2 separate regions of the Mus musculus genome follow, and region 2 is linked to region 1. The links are chromatin contacts, found by Hi-C or POLR2A ChIA-PET in ENCODE. All regions are on one chromosome and are shown on one strand. Each heading gives the region's core, a stretch centred on a gene start or an enhancer-like site at or near the end of the contact. The rest is flanking DNA. Distances are from core to core; before and after follow the strand shown. Region 1 holds the start of Zfp362 (zinc finger protein 362). Region 2 has its middle 34 kb from the start of Zfp362.

Evidence for each region. A loop is a pair of places that touch in the nucleus more often than their neighbours do. ChIA-PET counts read pairs that join two places held with the same protein, here RNA polymerase II (POLR2A).
Region 2: a map of heart shows a loop between it and region 1 (2.6-fold over the local background). The contact joins the enhancer-like site here to the promoter of Zfp362 in region 1. A Hi-C loop is called at or near these places in 1 of 37 maps with a recorded cell type or tissue (heart). POLR2A ChIA-PET finds 5 or more read pairs at or near these places in 1 of 5 experiments (Patski).

The regions. Positions count from the first base shown.
Region 1 is chr4:128,803,328-128,808,605 of GRCm38, reverse strand. Zfp362 (zinc finger protein 362) reads left to right here and starts at 2,494. Exons shown (of 9, transcript NM_001081098.1): 1 at 2,494-2,594.
Region 2 is chr4:128,837,695-128,842,972 of GRCm38, reverse strand. No RefSeq gene overlaps it. Among named protein-coding and RNA genes, the nearest start is that of Zfp362, 34 kb to the right of the region's middle. Within about 2 kb of position 3,017, at least 1 of the 3 ENCODE cell types and tissues checked has a DNase peak (open chromatin) inside an H3K27ac peak, as active enhancers do; it is heart, where a contact is called at or near this core.

The sequences.
Region 1 (5,278 bases), core at 1,245-3,744:
TTCCACTGCCTTTGCTGTTCTTGGTGATCATACCACGGTACTGGCATCTCCAATACACTGGGGTCTTCTGCTGCAGCTAGGCTTCATCAATACCCTCTCATAGGCTTTCTTCATGGTGCCAAGTCTCAAATCCTTTACATGAGCCCTTCAGTCCTGGGCCATCAATTGCAACTGAGGTTGCACCTTCACCAGAGTTTCTCTGGCTTCTGCCCTGCCCAGGCATCTTTTGAGTCCTAACATGTGCGTTCATGCTCCACCCCCACCCCCACCCCCAGCATGTTGGGCGAGACTGGCCAGTGGTGACCCCTCACTGGACTGGAGGGGCCTCGGGATCCCACCTCGCTGGGGGGCCTTCACCTTCATTGCACCATGGAGGCTTTTGGATGAGACCCTGACTGGCAAGAAGGGAGTGTCTGATCTCCTGGAGGTGGAGTTACAGGCAATGATGGGCTCTTTAACATGGATGCTGGAATCTAAACTGTAGAACCATGAATGCTGACCAAGCCCTCCAGCTCTCCAGCCCCTAAAGGTTTTTTTTTTTTTTTTTGTTAAGAATGTTTATTGTTTTTAATTATGCTAGGGGAGGGGGTCTGTGCATATATGAGAGAAGGTTCTGCAGGAGTCCAGAAGAGGGCATCGGATCCCCCGGAGCTAAAGTTACAGGCTGTTGTGAGCCACAGGACTTGGGTGGTAGAAACCAAACTCAGGTCCTCAGGCCCAGTGCATTCTAACTGCAGAGTCATGCCTCCAGCCCCGGAAGGTTTGCTTTTCATCTCGTCAAATGTGCACACCGTCAGCATGATTCATGGCTGCTGATGTGCCCTTCATTTGTTTTCTTCTTCCTTTTCTGACTGTGCATTTGGAAGGAAGTCACTCTAAAACCCATGCCCCACATCCCACACCTCGATTCTTGATTCTTCTACACGGGTGATTTCTCGCTTCATTCCCATTGCTGGCCAGTGTTTTTCCTCACAGAACCTTCTCAACTCTGGGCTAGTCTTTTTGTTTTCAGAACAAAGGTGTTCCTCTCTTCTCCAGGCTCATCCCAGAGCCATGTTCTGAAAACAGCCCCTATCTCTCTAGGAGAGTAGCCTTCTCTGTGTTGTCAATACCATATCATTCCAGTTAATTTTTGCCGCTTGCTTATTGTGCCTCTGCCCTATGCCCGGAATTGTGTGCTTGATGCTTTGAGAAGGAACCAACGACCTCCGTGGGTCCCACCCTCCAGCTTCCCCAATGTGTGACATCCTGTGCTAAACTGGAATCCTCACGAGGACAGCGACTTTGTCCACACTTTTTAGAACTGTGTTCCCAGCCAACTAGCGCACGTGCCTATGAACTTATACTTCCCAGAAAGCAGGATGGTTTTTTGTGTCCTTCCTTCTCTGGGATGCTTAGGACGGCAGAGGCAGCCCTGATCCTCTAGGCCTGCAGGTGGACAGCAGAGTGTGCCACAGAAATCTAAGCGGGTTCGGAATCGGGAATGCCTGCCTCCTCAGGTAGAAGTGAAGTTTAGAAGTTGACACAGCCCGCGAGGCCGAATCAAGAGGACTTGGTGACTGATTGGCTGGGGAGGGTGAGGCGGGAGGAGGAGTCGCGCAGATGGCTCTGAGGTCTGGAGCTGGGGGGACAGGCGGTGCCACCTCTGATAGACTTTCTAGAAGTGCTGTCAGCTCCTGGTCGCCCCACCGCTGAGACTCAGGCCTAGGGTTGGGAAGCGGTGTCCTGGCTTGTGCAAACTTCTGCACCCCACCCCGCCCCCACGTCCTTTCTTCAGAAATAAATAACCAAAATCTTAGCAGGGATCTTGAGCCTGGCCGTTTGTCACCGGGTGTGTGTGTGGGGGGGGGGGGGAGCACCGTGGGGGTCTGCACCAGCTTGCGATTTCCCAAGGAGGGACACCCCCACCCCTCCCGAGAGCAGCGTGACCAGCCAGTCCCGGGTCCCCAGGCCACCGCCACCCGGGAGCGGAGTCTGGGCGGGACAATGGCCGCGGCCGCCCGGGCCCCGGGAGCCCCCGTGCTGGGGAAGGGGCTGTCCTAGGGCCGGGCGCCGGTGCCCTCCCCGCGCGGCTCGGGCGGGCGGAGGGGGGCGCGGAGTTCCTTTGTGGCTCAGCCTCCGGCGCGGCGCGGCGCGGGCAGGGGGCGCCGCGCAACTTTCCTTGGCGGCGGCGGCGGCGAGCGCGAGACGAGGCCCCGGGGCCGAGCGGGGGCCCCCAGCGCGCGGCCCGTCCCCGCCCCGCCGGCCCCCTCCCCTCGCCGTCGCCAGCGCCGGGCGCTGCCCACTCGCCGGAGCCCCGGGGCCGGGCGGGCTGCGCAGCCGAGAGGCGGGGGGCCGGACGCGGCTCGCTCGCGGGGCCCAGCGCGCCGGGGCCGCGCGGCTGCACAGCCGGCCTCCGCCGCCGCGGCGCCTGCAGAACCCAGAAGTGAACAGCAGGCGACCCGGAAGGTTTGCGCGCCGCTCCGCACCGAGCCCCAGCCGCGCGCCGCCGCCACCGCCGCCACCGCCGAAGCCGGGAGCCCCCAGCCCGGCCCTACTCGGGCCGCCGGGCTCGGGGCTGCGGCCGCGTCCCGGAGCGCCGCCAGCACTGCCAGGTCCGTGCGGGCCCGGGGCGCGCGGGGGAGCGGGCCCGCCCGCGGGAAAGTTGCGCCGAGTTGCGGGGCGGGGGCCGGGCGGGCGCGAGCGCTGTCAGCGCGGGGCGGCCGCGCTGCGTGGGCCCGGGGGTCGCCGGTGCCTCGGGCCGGGCCCCGGGGCGGCCGTGGCTGCGGCGGCTGCGCGCGCGGGGTAGGCAGCGTCTCCCGCGGCGTGTCTGGGGTTCGTCTCCGAGTGTGTGCGTGTGTGTTTTCCTAAGCCGGGCTATTCAAACCTGCTGCAATTCTCCGGTAAACAATGATTCATGGGGCTTAATGCAAATAAACGGATTGCAAACGGCGCGGTTCGCGCACTTTGCAGCCGGCCCGGTGGAGCGGCCAGTGCCGGATTTCTCCGTTTTTTTGCAGATCTGCAGAATATGGCGTCCCTGTCCTGTTTTAAAAATAAGCCAGGCTGCCATTTTTGTTTTTCTTTTGTCTGAAGATTTTAATAAAACTGTCTGAGAATGTGGGAGAGGCGGCTGGAAGCAGAGGGGGCACCCGAAGGGTTGGCTTTTTTCCTTTTCTTTGGAGAGAGCCGGGAGCCTTTCGGGGAGGTGAGACACAATACAATTACACTTTAAAGGAAAAAATAAGGGGGAGAGAAGCTGCCGGGTGATTTGGGGGGAGGGGGCTGGGAATTTAAAGTTAACTCTGAAAGTTTTCTTTTCTTTCTTGCTTTTTTTTTTTTTTAAGATTTTTTTTTTCTTCCCCTGAGGGCCCTGAGATGCCGCGAAAGGATATGGGGGCCCATTTCTCTGTTTCTTCCCACCTAGCTAGTCGCCTTTGCAGGGTTTTTGGGAAAAGTTAACTGCCGGTTTCCCCAGAACTGCGTGGGTGGGGATGTCGTGTGTGTGTGTGTGTGTGTGTGTGTGTGTGTGTGTGTGTGTGTAGGGCTGAGGTGAGAGGTTTTGGGAGGAGTCGTTTGGACGAGGCTCTGTATCAAAGTGGTATTGTAAGGAACTATATTGTAGCCCCAGATTTGGGGGAGTTGGCTGGCTCTAGGGGCATAAAGTGGGCCCAGGGTTTGGAGCTAAGATCCCTGTCATGAGGACATGACCCTTCTTGCCACCCTGTCCTCCAGCAGTGTGGATCCTTTAGGAGCTGTGTGTGTGTTGGAGATGGAGGGAGGCTTGCCCCTTCATGGGTGGCCAGAGCCCCCTTGGTGGACAGGAAGTTTTGGTAGCCCCCTCTTGGGGCAAGTCTGGTTGATTGCAGTGGAAGAACCCCCTTCAGGTATGGGTGGTCTTCTTAGCCTCCAGAGATGGCCTCTGTTGATGAATGTCCTTAGTGGTGGGTTTTTAGCTGGGTACAGGCCTGCAGCTCCTGTGGGTCCCGATATACATAGGAGTAGCTGACTGCCTGGCCCTTGTGTTCTGGGCCTGTCCTCTGCTTGTGTTAACTCCTTTCTGCCACCCGGCCTGCCACTTTGAAGTCTCCTGATTGGACATCAGTTGAGTTTCTGAAGTGGCTGACTGGACTGGCTGGTGACTGTACAGGCAGCAGAGTGGTATGAGGCCAGGCCCATAAAATCTGAATGTGGTCTTTTCCCCTTTTGGGGGAGACTCTGTCCTAGGAGGATGCTCTGAGCCTTTGTGCTTATCTAGGGCCCTCCCCCCATTTCCTGGAGGGAAAAGTCTCCTTTCAGAGCGGTGTCCTGGCTTCACCAGGCCAATGTGAGCTCCCCAAGGGCAGCCAGTGGGAACAAGGCCTGAGAGCGTTGAGCTGCAGAGCTAGGCATGCCTGGGTCACCCGGTTCTGAACCAACAAGGTTTTAGATGGAGAAACTGAGGCCCAAGAGTCACTACTCTGCCCAGTAGAGGAGAGCTGAGACTGGAACCCACGTTTGGGTTCTCTGTTTTGGAGCGCTCTCACCCCCAGCATGGTTTGCTTCAGACAAAACTGAACAGGAATAGACAGTGTGGCCCCCTTCCTTTCCCCCTGGACCCCATTATCATCACATTTCAGGAAATCAAATGTCACAGTGTGTACCATGTCCTATGTGGCTACAGCCATGTCAGGCGCTCCCCAAAACTGAGTTGAGGTCAGATGTTCAGGTGGGGGCAGTTGAACTCATTTTAAAATTAAGAAACTGAGGCTTAGAGAGGCTGGGCAGTGACGGAGGAGGGATGGCCTGCAGACTCCTTGTGTGGGCCTTTCCTAAGTGGGTGGTGCTGTGGGCAGGACCTTTCCCAACTTCTAGTTTTTGGTCTGAAATTCTTCTGCTGACCCCAGTGGCTGTGTAAAAATCCAGAGGCTTACTCCCACCCCAAAGAATGTCAGAGATGAAAAGGCCCCGGAGGTCATCTGGACTCGGAGAGGAAAGCACTGGCTCCAAGTCTGGCCCTAGCTTGTTCTGGAGCCCCGATCTCCTGTCTCCTTTTTTCTGTGAAATGCTCAGAGAGAGAGAGTGAAACACTGGGCTGGGTGTAGGGGAGCTAGCTGGTGCAGGGGCTGGCGGGTAATGGCTACACTAGATAAGTTGGCCCTAGGGGCTAAGGGATAGTCTGCGGTGACCTTGGGAAACAGAGGCCAGCTTGGTCTTAGGTGGGAAGAAACTGCTGTGTGAGCAAGCTGTGGCCTCTGTCTAAAGCAAGCTTAGCCCTGCCCTTCCCTAGGCAGCCATTCCTTGCCTCTTCTCTTGTTGC
Region 2 (5,278 bases), core at 1,768-4,267, 34 kb before region 1:
CTCCAGGCATCTTCCCATCCCCGTTTCCTCAGTGGTGGGATGCGAGGTACTTGCCTCTGCACACGGCCTTTTAAGCCGACACTGGAGCTCTTTACTCAGGTTCTCATCCTGTCAATGCAACCCCTTCACTGACAGAGGCATCTCTGTAGCCCCCTCTGAAACTTCCTCTCATAGCTCCAGAGCACCACAGTCCCAGTTCACCGTGGTCATCATCACCCGTGTGGCTGTTTCCAAGTCTCCCTAGCTGGAGGGCGGGCTCATCGTGGCCAGCTGCATGCTGGGTTTCCATCTTCTCTGAGTATCCACCACAAATGGCTGTCCTGCCAATACATGTCAACTGAGTGAGTGAGTGACAGTCCCTGAGCTGAATCCAGGATGCACTGGGGACACGCTGCCACTGCCATACTGTCCCCACCACCATGCTGTGCCCACTGCTGTATTGTACCTATTGTCAGGCTATGGAGCTTGGCCCCATTGGACAAATGAGGCCAGTGGAATCCTGAGAGAGCCAGGCCTCGGTCAAGGGCACATAAGGAGCCCGTGGGCAAGTGAGAACCTGTGTCCAGGTCACAGTGCTTGCTTGCCTGGACCCTCTCCACCACTCTTGTGAGTCCTGATCATCATATTCTAGTCTCCACTCCTGGGAAATCAACTTTTTTACTTCTCACACATCGATGGAGACACATGGTGTTTGCCTTTCTGAGTCTGACTTACTTCACTTCACACAGCATCTTTCAGTTCCATCCATGGTCTGCAGAAGACAGAATTTCCTTCTTTTTATGGCTGAGTAATATTCCATGATACATATTCTATTTTCTTTCCTTACTGTTTTAGTTAGGGTTTCTATTGCTGTTTTGAAACCCTATGACCAAAAGCAAGTTGATAACAAAAGTTTATTTAGCTTAGACTTCCATATCACTGTTCATCATTGGAGGAAGTCAGGACCAGAATTCAAACTGGGCAAGCACCTGGAGACAGGAGCTGATGCAAAGGCCAGGGGAGGGCTGCTGCTCACTGGCTTGCTCCACATGGCTCTCTCAGCCTGCTTTCTTATAGGACTCAGGACCACCACCCATGACTCTGAGCGTCCTCCCCTATCAATCACTAATTAAGGAAATGCCTTACTACTGGCTTGTTTACAGTTTGATCTTTTGGAAGCTTTTTTTTTTTTTTTCTAGCTTGGGTCAAGTTGACATAAAACTAGCCAGTACACCCAGTTATCCATCCACGGATACCTTGGCTAATTTACCATCTTGGCTGTTGTAAATAGTGTTGTAATAAACACATCAGTGCAGAAGTCTGTGTAATACGCAGATTTAATTCCTTTGACATTGTAGGCTGGCTGGACATCTTGATTATTTTTCTAGTTCTCTGAGCATGTTGTTTGTTATCTGCACAGTGTAGGATAGCTCCTTAGCGAAGGCATGGGATTTTGGTCCTGTTCCCAGAAAGCTAAACACTCCGAGGGCAGGCTACGATCTGACAGTCATGATTGGCCGGTGTTTCTATTCCTCCTGTCGTGAGAAGCATGTGACCTCGTCATGGCCAATGAGATGCAAGGGGAGACTTTCAGTCAAGGATGTCCTCCTGCCAAGACACAACAAAAGAAAACTCCTTCTTCATTGAACAGTGGTCACATCTGCAGACAAAGGCAGACACTGCTCCATTCACGCTCTGATCATAAGGAAATGTTATCAGTGCGTGAGGGAGGCTGGCTCCTGAGAAGATCAAGTCACCAAATTTCTCCCTGCAATTTCACGAATTCCTTACAGCTCAAACCAAGGTGGCTGGGGTGGGGTGGGGTGGGGGTGGGGCTCTTCGGTTCCTTGCTGCTCACAGTCTCCCGAGAGGTGGGAGGGAGCCTACAGGTTCCATGGTGTTTATCTACTTACCTGTGTCTCTGAGTTCTGGTTTCTCATTTCAAGGGTGGTGTGAGGTGGAGGTGAAGCTCCCGCTACAGGCGATGGAGAGCCTCCATGTTTGACGTCTGACCAACCACTAGACTGCCTGCATCTCTGCTCTTACTGCCTATATACAAAGAGATATTGAACACCCCGACATGTGCAATTGTGACGGCTATATAAGTGTTCATACACATCAGCATGCTTAGCAGAATGGCTGACAGACACACAGTCGGGACTCTGTCAGTTCTACCCCTTGTCATCTCTATCTCTACACTCAAAGCTGTTGGCTTTTGGCAGGCATCTACTGTCTGACTGTTGCCTCAGAAGACAGGTTGCTGGAACTCAGCTCCCTATGGCCCTGAAGTGACCCAAAGGCCAGCTCTGTTAAGGCTCTGCAACCTGACACGCTTAGGCTCAGCTTCTAGCTGTGTGACCTGGAGCAACTGTCTTCACCCTCCTGAACTTCCACTTCCTCATCTGGGAAACCATGAAACAATACCCCACCCCCACCCCCCACCCCCGAAAGATTGTGTCTGTGAAGGATGCGCCTGGCACCAAGCCCGGTATATGCGCAGCGTAATTTTTTGCCAAGGGCCACATCAGAAGGAAGAATGTTAGGGAATTGGCTTCGGTCCACTTAAAATCTCAAAGAATAAAGAAGTCTTTGTGACTTAAAGGATCCCTGTCTCCTGCTTGGACGGTCCAGATCCCAGACCATCCAGGGGCCTTTGAACTCGCTTGGCTTTGGCAGGAAGTGGACCCCCTCCACAGCAGAGAACTAGCCTTCCCTGCAGGCTTCCTGCTGAAAGAGCAAAAACAGAAGGAACGGTGGTGGTGTTGGGGGTTGGATCCTGGTCCTAACTTGTCCGTGCTGGCTCCCTGCGTGACCTTGACTGGATCTCTCATGATTCCTCGAGCCCTGTCTGTTCAGTGGGGTCAGACTCCGTGACCTCAGCAATCTCTCCTGGAGAAGGCGTTCTGGGATGCAGGAAGCCAGACCCCCTGGCTGTTGGGGAGATCAAAGGGTGTCTTCCCAGAGGAGGCCTTACAGCTGCTTGCCCTCTGAGTAGCTCTTGGCTTCCTGCTCTGCACAGGGCCTGCTGTGCAGCCCTGGGAACAGCAGAGGCCTCTGCTGACGTCAAATGTTGTGTTTCCTCAATCTTTTTGCCCCAGTCCTGAGTCACAGGGTTGAGATTCTTAATCATGGTTTTCCCTCCTGTGCTGTTGAGTTCTAGAAACATCTGTGTGGACCTTAGGACACTGTCTTCTTTACACTTCTAAAACCATTCATTATTTCTTTGTGGCTAATACTCATTTATACTCTGACTGGCCATTGAGACCAAATGGTGTCTTCACGCCTGACTTCTTGTCAGTAGGAGAGTTCTCTGGAAGGGTTTGATAGGTTGGTTACATGGCACAGGCTAAGCAGTCAAACAATACAGATATGGGCGTTCTGGAGAGGTCGAGGACACCATGGCTCCCTTGGTCCAGGAAGCTGGATGCTTTAGCAGTCTTGAGGTAGTGCTGAAAGCCTGGAAGATTCCAGAGAAGCCCTGGTCTTCAGGCTACCTGGGAAAACCGGAAAAGCCCGCAAACAGAGCAGCTGCTCACGCCAACAAGGAGCAGAAGGCAGAAAGTGGCCCCTTCACCCCTCAGACTTCTTCACACTGAGCCACCCTTGAAGGGAAAATCCTCTTTGAGAGAGGATCCTCTTCCCCCTAGGCAAGCCTTCCTGCAACTGACCTCTCACACGGCCCAGAGGCATGTCTTTTAGCTGATTCTAGATTCAGTCAAGGTGACAATTGTTAGTCTAGGTTCCGCCCCACAGTTACCTGGCTGTAGGTGTGCCTGACTCACTATAAAAGCGGCTGCTTGCCCCCTCCTCTCTCTCTTGCTCTCTTACCCTCTCCGCCCCCCATTTCCTTCCCCCCCCTCCACATGCTCATGGCCAGCCTCTACTTCTCTTCTCTCTCTCCCCCTCTCTCTCTCCGCCTTTCTCTCAACCCCCCTCCCATGCCCTGAATAAACACTATTTTATGCTGGTCCCTCAGGGGCAGGGATGCCTTAGCACGCCCGCAGAGGCACACCCTTCCCCCACACCTTACTGTACCTCCACCAAACACATCCCCTCTCTCCTTCCCTTTCTATAAACCACAACAACGATCATCCCCCATCCTGCACCTCAGCTGGCCGTCCTCTCCTGACTCTGCCCAACACTCCGAAGTCTTTATACCTGCTGGGCTAAAGACAGGGCTGGCTCTTTACTCTGGCATTTTCTGAGGTAACAGAGACCCAGGTATCCTTTGGAAGGTCTCCACCAAGCTCTACTAGGCTGAGCCTAGCCTGAGACCTGCCTCCTGTACTTTGCTTTTTTTTTTTTTTAATCAGTGGTACTCTACTCGCTAAAACACAGGAAACAGACTTCCTTCAGGGCCATCACAGAGGATAGAACCATTATGGTGGGATTGCAATGGGGAAGAGGGTAGACTCATGCAAATACAGTGGGAACAAGAGGGGATTTATAGATAAGGAACGGGCAGAGTCAGTGGGGAGAACATGATTAAGAGGAAAAAAACATCAGGGGAAGCTGGAGCTTAAACCGAACTAACTGGCTTCTTGCTGGAGGCAGGCCAGGATGGTCAGACATCAGCTGAGAGGGAAGGCAGAATGGGCGACTGGTAGGAGGCTATCAAGGGTGATCAGATCTCCAGGATGGAAACTCTCGCCAACCAGACTAAGCTTGGGTACTTGTGAAACTGGATCTACAAGGAAATGTACAGACAGGCCCAGGAGGGGCATCAGGAGCCGAACTGGAATTTGGGTAAGCCAAGAATCTTCATCAGCTCTGTCCAGACTCTCCTTTCTCACTCAATAATTCAGGATGCTAGGGTGTGACAACACAGAGATCTGACTCGAAGAAGCTTAAAGCCGGAGAGCCATTGATGTATGAGTGAAACCTTCTGCCAGATACCACAGGGAGGGTCAGCAGGCAGACTGGGGCTGCACACTCTGACTGGGACCCTTTCTGCTTTAACCCAGCAAGTGAGGTCACCTCTTGCTGCTGCTGCTGCTTCCTGATCTATAGGACAGGGTTAAGAATAACCCCTCCTTCCTAGCATCATTGGCATCAGTGAATTAGGCAGAGACTTCCGCCCTCAGGAAGAAAAACAGTGCACAGCATGAGTCAAGACATAAGACACACACAGAGATAGATGTACAGTGTGAGTCCATAAAACAGCGTTTGTTTTTTATGAAACGTGAAATGCTGTGATGGTTTTGGTCCCAGTTCAGACTTTTCTAGAATAATCTGTTATTTAAAAAAAACGTTGAAGAAGGCTGGAGGCATAGCTCAGTGATAGATCATTTGTCTAGCA